Regions from separate parts of the Homo sapiens genome. Here region 1 is linked to region 2. A link is a contact called in ENCODE Hi-C or POLR2A ChIA-PET data. All regions are on one chromosome and are shown on one strand. Each heading gives the region's core, a stretch centred on a gene start or an enhancer-like site at or near the end of the contact. The rest is flanking DNA. Distances are from core to core; before and after follow the strand shown. Region 1 overlaps ANGPT4 (angiopoietin 4). Region 2 has its middle 22 kb from the start of FAM110A.

Region 1 (3,733 bases), core at 997-3,496, 69 kb before region 2:
CATGGGAGGCTTTTGAACAGAGTGGGACTACTTTCAAGAAGCTCTGACTGGAACCATGAGTGGAGATGTCCTGATGAGAGAGAAAGACCAAAGGGGCTACTGCTGCTCCTGGATCCATAGTGGAAGGCTGGAAAGCCTTTAAGACCCAATAGTGATGGCGCTCCCGGCACCACCAGGGCTGACAGGGATTTGAGGGCAGAAGATTCCACCCTGGCTCCATCTCAGTCTGGCAGACCCAGCTGAGTAGGGGTTTGAGGCCTAAGGAAGCTACAGGTAGGAAAAGTAGACACCTTCCAAATCGCGACATGTGGATTAACCTGAACCTATTACTGGCGTATGCACAGACCTGGCCTTGAGCTGCCTGAATTCATCCCATGTGTGGGTTTCTTGTAGCTCAGCCCAAGGCACAGGGCCTGGGCCCAATGCCTCCCACTAACCCACTGGTAACCCAGTCCCCAGATGAGGCTGAATGTCTGCTCAATCGTCTGAGTAGGAGGTTGTGTTGGGCACCTCACCTTGGGCACCTTTTGCCCAAACACCCTGTCCCCCGTGCTCCACTATCACCAGGGAAGGACACTAGGCAGTTGCTTTCACCCCCTTCTGGATGGAGAAACTGAAGGAGAGGCTCAGTCACCAGGTGTAGAAGAGAGGGCTGGATGGAGATGGGGCACAGGAACCAGGCATCCTTGAAGTCTAGCAGGAAGGGAGCACTAGCTCTCTGCATGGCTTTGTCCCAGTCAGGTGGAGGCTAGTGAAAGGAGAAGAGAGTCAAGTCTTCTGATGTTCCCAGGCACTGGGGAGTTTGGTTCAGAAGGTTACAAGGACATGGGCACAGGCAGAAAAGACCAAACTTGTGCATGATATAAAAGCAGCGATTGTTCATGCAGGCTGTTTGCCCAACCTTACATATGCTCAGTGGTGGAAATCCAAAGGAAGATGTGTAGGAGGAAGGGCACTGGCTTTGCAGTCAGATGGGCCGGAGTTCAAGCCCTGGCTCCTTCACTTATTAATTAGCACTGGAACTTCATACAAGTCATTTATTTAACTTCTCAGAGCCTCAATTTTTCTTACTTGTAAAACGGGAATAATAATCTCATAGAGTTCTTGCACAGAGAATCGGATGAGTTCATGCATACAAAAGGGTTCAGCACAGTGCCTATGCACAAAAGCGAGGGAAACTGGTACAAATTACCAGCCCAGATATTCAGAGGAGGACCAGATCAAACTGTTGCATATCAATATCAGTCCATCCTATTCTTATGCCTCCCAAAAATATTTTTCCTGGCCCCAAACTACCCCTGGCATTACATGACACCTTGGAAACACTACAATACATGGTGAGTATTTCACTTTTTGTGTTGATATTATTGTTGTTATTGTTATTGATATTGTTGTAGACTAAGGAAAATAACAGTGAGCAGAGCCTTGGAAAGGGTGGCTGGAAATCTCAGGCCAACCCTGGCTCTGTCCTTGCCTTACTGGGTGAGGTTCAGCCCATCCCTGCTCACCTTGAGGCCAACAGCCTCCTCATGCTTGGCTGGACTCCAATTCCCTGTGGGGAGCTGAGGGGGTGCCAACAGGTGGGGCAGGGGTCTCCACTGCCCAGGAAATGCTTGTGAGTGAACTGGAATTGATTTGGGGGTCTTAGTCATCTCATTTGTGACATGAGAGCAATAGCCTTCTCTGGACAAGTGCCCCAGATCCAGGATCTGGGATCCCTGAAGTTCAGATGTAAAGCCAAACCAGGAAGTCCCACCCTGTGGTAGCCTCCTGGTTCCTCACTGGTGTTGACAACCTATCCATCTGGAATTTTAGCCCCATCCTGGGTACCTGGCTACCCAGAGAGATTGGATTCTGGTAGAATCATAGTTCAAACCTCTAACTGGATTCCACTAATTGAGACAGAGGAGATTTTAAATCTCTGCACTTTGTTTGTCAACAGTCACTTTTTCCAGGCCAGGCCTAGAAACCCCTGGTAGGTTTTAGTCATTAATACTATCCCGATCTCATGTAGTCCAGAGGGAAGAAACAGGGGCCCTTTAAGGCCAGCAGTCAGCTTCAAGGGAGGACAGAATAAGGGAGCATATGCCCAGGGCAGCAGGGAGATACAGCCAAAAGGGTGGGCTATGAAGGGGAGCCCACAGCTTCCCACCCAAGGGAGCTCCAAAGAAGGAAGGTTCTGCCTTACCTGGCTGTGTGCCCTTGGGCCAGTTGCCTCACTCTTGGGCCTCAGTTTCCTGGTCTGTGAAATGGGAAGTGCCTCACTGGAGTTCAGGCCCCAGTAACTCTCTCCCAGAAAACTCTAGCAGCCTCCTCTCTGGCCTCCCAGCTTTGAGTCTCATCCCCTCCAGGCCCCCCTCCACACTCTGGACAGAGTGCTCTTTCTCAGCCCAGAGAATCTGGGCTCCGCAGCCTGGCACTCACGGCTGACTTGGCCCTGCTGAAATCTCAGCTTCGTCTCTCCTTTTCCTTCCCCACCTTCTCTGTGCCAGCCTTGTTCTACCCTCTCAGTTGCATCATACAGCAAGCAGCCTCCCTGGTCTCAACTCCTCTCTCACGGTGTGAGTCATTTCCTCTCCTTGGCCTCAGCCTTAGTTCCCCTCCCCATGCCCTGTCCTCTGCACACACTAGGGCCCTTCCTACCTTGGGGCCTTTGCATATGCTGTTTCTTCCGCCTGGAACACCTTCCCCTTCTCCACTGGGCAACTCCTGCTCATTACACAGGTTCCAGCTTACTGTCACCTCCTCTACGAAATCTTCCCAGGTCTGACTCATCTCCCTGTCCCCAGCACCTCCCAACCCAGAACCTGGCACAAAGCAGGCAGGCATGCCCACTTGGCCCCTTCTCTCTTTCCTTGCCCACCTCCAACTGACTTTTGTGTTGTCCCTTTGCAGCCTTCATAATGGCAGGTGAGCAGGTGTTCCAGGACTGTGCAGAGATCCAGCGCTCTGGGGCCAGTGCCAGTGGTGTCTACACCATCCAGGTGTCCAATGCAACGAAGCCCAGGAAGGTTAGGGGGCTCCCTGGGAACTGTGGCTGTTAGAGGGTGCTGAGCCAAGGGCTTCCCAAACAGACACCCCGCACCCCATCGGGATCAGGCTTTGTCCAGTATCTGAAATACCAGAGGTGTAGGGGTGGCTTTGACTTCCCAGCAGTCAGGGATCAGATTGTGGGGATAAGCAGAAGTTCCCAAAGTTGGAAGTGCATCCTTAACCAGCATCACTTCAGAGGTGCTTTAACTGGAACAGCACAAAATAGTTCAGTGTTGGTTAAGATGATGATAGCTGATATTACAAACAACCCCCAAAATTCCAGGGCCTTAGCCCAAAGACGTTTCTTTCTAGTTTACATATAGTCCAGTTGAAGGCAGGAGTTGGGGTTCTGCTCCATGTGGGAAATTAGAAACCAGGGCTAATAGAGGTGCCACCATTTTCAATCAGTGGCTCCCAAGGTTGTCCTAAAATTTAAGGTCAAGTCATCCGATAAGAAGGGTGACAGAGAAGAGCACGGATGTCAGGAGGGAGGGTCTGAGAGCCAGGCCTAGAAGGGAAACAACTAGCAGATTCCTACTTCATAATTCCCTTTTTTTTTTTGAGACAGGGTCTTGCTCTGGTGCCCAGGCTGGAGTGCAATGGCATGATCACAGCTCACTGCAGCCTTGACCTCCTGGGCTCGAGTGATCCTCCTGCCTCAGCCTCCCAAGTAGCTGGGACCACAGACACATGCCACCAT
Region 2 (3,625 bases), core at 91-2,590:
CAGTATGGAAATTTTGGTGGCTCAGACGTACTACAAATACTTACAGAATTATTACCAGAAAGGGGTACCAAACCAGACCCCAAGACAGGGTTTCTGGACCTCACACAAGAAGGAATTTGGGGTGAATCCATAGAGTAAAGTGAAAGCAAGTTTATTTAAGAAAGTAAAGGAATAAAATAATGGCTACTCCATAGGCAGGGCAGTGGCATGGGCTGCTCAGCTGAACATACTTATAGTTACTCCTTGATCGTATGCTAAACAAGGGGTGGATTATTCATTGTTTTACCAGGAAAGGGATGGGCAATTCCCAGAACTGAGGGTTCGTCCCCTTTTTAGACCATGTAGGGTAACTTCCTGACGTTGCCATGGCATTGGTAAATTCTCATGGTGCTGGTGGGAGTGTCTTTTAGCATGCGAATGCATTATAATTCCTATATAATGAGCAGTGAGGACGAATCGAGGTCACTTTCATCCCCATCGTAGTTTTGGTGGATTTTGGCCGGCTTCTTTTACTGCATCCTGTTTTATCAGCAGGGTCTTTGTGACCTGTACTTGTGATACCAGTCCTGCCAAACTCCTATCCCATCCTGTGACTAAGAATGTCTGACCTTCTGGGAAAGCAGTTCAGTGGGTCTCAGCCTTATTTTACCCAGCCCCTATTCAAGATGGAGTTGCCCTGGTTGGAAGGCTTCTGACAGAATGGTAAGCAGTTCTGGTTGTAAGTAGCAAAGCCTAAAGTACAAGAAAAACATGGGCCAGGCATGGTGGCTCATTCATATGATCCCAGTAATTTGGGAGGCTGAGGTAGGTGGATCACTTGAGGTCAGGAGTTCGAGACCAGCCTGGCCAAGATGGTGAAACCCGTCTCTACTGAAAATACAAAAATTAGCTGGGCGTCATGGTGCATGCCTGTAATCCCAGCTGCTCGGGAGGCTGAGGCACGAGAATCACTTGAACCTGGGAGGCAGAGTTTGCAGTGAGCTGAGATTACGCCACTGCACTCCAGCCTGGGCAACAAAGCGAGACTCCATCTCAAAAAAGAAAAGAAAGAAAGAAAGAAAGAACACGTGAGAAAGTGTGGGGAAAAGAAAGAGAAATCAGATTGTTACTGTGTCTATGTAGAAAAGGAAACATAAGAAACTCCATTTTGATCTGTATTAAGAAAAATTGTTTCTGCTTTGAGATGCTGTTAACTTGTAACTTTATCCCCAACCCTGTGCTCACAGAAACATGTGCTGTATTGGATCAAAGTTTAATGGATTTAGGACTGTGCAGGATGTGCCTTGTTAATATGTTTGCAGGCAGTATGCTTGGTAAAAGTCATCGCCATTCTCCATTCTCTGTTAACCAAGGACACAATGCACTGTGGAAAGCCACAGGGACCTCTGCCCAAGAAAGCCTGGGTATTGTCCAACGTTTCCCCCAACTGAGACAGCCTGAGATATGGCCTCATGGGAAAGGAAAGACCTTACCATCCCCCAGCCCGACACCCATAAAGGGTCTGTGCTGAGGAGGAGGAGTGAAAGAGGGAGGCCTCTTTGCAGTTGAGATAAGAGGAAGGCTTCTCTGCTCATCCCTGGGAATGGAATGTCTCTGTGTAAAGCCGACCATTCCCATTCATTCTATTCTGAGATAGGAGAAAACCGCCCTGTGGCTGGAGGCGAGATATGCTGGCAGCAATACTGCTCTGTTGCTCTTTGCTACACTGAGATACTTGGGTAAAGAGAAACATAAATCTAGCCTTCGTGCACATCCGGGCACAGTATCTTTCCTTGAACTTACTCATGATACAGATTCCTTTGCTCACATGTTTCCCTGCTGACCTTCTCCCCACCTGTTGCCCTGCTACACTCCCCTTGCTAAGATAGTAAAGATCATGATCAATAAATACTGAGGGAACTCAGAGGCTGGCGCCGGTGCGGGTCCTTCGTATGCTGAGCGCCAGTGCCCTGGGCCCACTGTTCTTTCTCTGTACTTTGTCCCTGTGTCTATTTCTTTTCTCAGTCTCTCATCCCACCTGACGAGAAATACCCACAGGTGTGAAGGGGCTGGCCCCCTTCAATAAAGCTGTCACGGTTTATTGGTCCCAGTTGAGAAAGGAATTATATGTGAGGTTTAAGTAGTTTTCTTAACTTGGTAAGCAACAGGGAGTCTTTGAAGGTTGATATTAAGAATGTATTCTTAAATTTAAAATTAAAATAATATAAGACCAGGCACGGTGGCTCACACCTGTAATCCCAGCACTTTGGGAGGCTGAGGCAGGCAGAACACTTGAGGCCAGGATTTCGAGACCAGCCTGGTCAACATGGCAAAACCCTGTCTCTACTAAAAATACAAAAATTAGCCAGGCATGGTGGCGGATGCCTGTAATCCCAGCTACTCAGGTGGCTGAGGCAGGAGAATCACTTGAACCTGGGAGGCAGAAGTTGCAGTGAGCCAAGATCACACCACCGCACTCCAGCCTGGGCGATAAGAGCGAGACTCCATCTAAAAAAAAAAAATTAATTTAATTTAATTAAAATTAAAATTAAAATAATATAAGAGGCCCCTGTGAGACTATGACCTGCAGTGAGACCACAGCATCAGGGCTGTGGGTCTGACCTAAGGAGGAACTTCCTGCTGTGGTTTGGAGGGGAGCATCCCTGGGAGTCAGGGATTGGGGACAGGAGAGGCCTCCCTACTAGGGGCCTGATGGAGAACAAGCAATCCCTACTAGACCTCCAGCTCCCCTAAGGAGCAAGTTCTTGTGTCCCTGAGCCCTGACAACCCAAAATAATCAAAAGTGGCTGCCCAGCGAGGTGTCAGAGCCTCAGCATTGGAAAGTGGTCCACTCGTGGATTAGTAAGGAGAATTTACTGCTGGGCATGGTGGCTCATACCTATAATCCCAGCACTTTGGGAGGCCAAGGCAGGTGGATCATTTGAGGTCAGGAGTTCAAAACCAGCCTGGCCAACATGGTGAAACCTCATCTCTACTAAAAATACAAAAATTAGCTGGACGTGGTGGTGGACGTCTGTAATCCCAGCTACTCTGGAGGCTGAGGCAGGAGACTCACTTGAGCCCAGGAGGTGGAGGTTGCAGTGAGCCAAGATCATGCTACTGCACTCCAGCCTGGGCAACAAAGTGAGATTCCGTTTCAAAAAAACAAAAAAAGAAGAAGAATTTATGGATAATAGTATTGGTTTGAAAAAAGGAAAGTTTTATTAGAAAGAAAGAACTCTGTAGAAGAGTGCAGGCAAGAATCTCAGCAAGATAGGATGGAGAGTGCCAAGGTGGATTTTTCCTCAGGGGCATTTATGCACCTTAAAGCAGGAGCTTAAGGATAATTTGGTCCACATTAGCCACATAGGTCACGCTAAATGATTACATTTGTAGACATTTTCCTGCCTTGATGTCAGCAAGGGTTGCATAATGAGTTTCAATATGCATGCATTCCAGAGATGTTTAGAAATGCTACTTACTGCAAATCAAGAGTTATCTGAGACAAGTCTCAATCAATTTAGAAAATTTATTCTACCAAGGTCAAGGACACACCAGTGACACAGCCATAGGAGGTCCTGATAACATGTGCCCAAGGTAGTTGGGGCACAGCTAGGTTTTATACATTTTAGGGAGACATGAGACA

What was found. Hi-C counts contacts between places; a loop is a spot of excess contacts on that map. ChIA-PET counts read pairs that join two places held with the same protein, here RNA polymerase II (POLR2A). Pooled maps may share reads with other maps.
Region 1: a loop to region 2 is called in a map of B cell, with 5 times the contacts of the local background. The contact joins two enhancer-like sites. A Hi-C loop is called at or near these places in 14 of 168 maps with a recorded cell type or tissue (B cell, CD14-positive monocyte, CD4-positive, alpha-beta T cell and 11 more), 5 of 37 single-sample maps with no recorded cell type and 16 of 50 pooled maps. POLR2A ChIA-PET finds 5 or more read pairs at or near these places in 4 of 52 experiments (A549, H1, RWPE1 and 1 more).

The regions. Positions count from the first base shown.
Region 1 is chr20:880,449-884,181 of GRCh38, reverse strand. ANGPT4 (angiopoietin 4) reads left to right here. Exons shown (of 9, transcript NM_015985.4): 5 at 2,896-3,011. Among named protein-coding and RNA genes, the nearest start is that of ANGPT4, 34 kb to the left of the region's middle. Within about 2 kb of position 2,246, at least 2 of the 41 ENCODE cell types and tissues checked have a DNase peak (open chromatin) inside an H3K27ac peak, as active enhancers do.
Region 2 is chr20:810,272-813,896 of GRCh38, reverse strand. No RefSeq gene overlaps it. Among named protein-coding and RNA genes, the nearest start is that of FAM110A, 22 kb to the left of the region's middle. Within about 2 kb of position 1,340, at least 2 of the 41 ENCODE cell types and tissues checked have a DNase peak (open chromatin) inside an H3K27ac peak, as active enhancers do.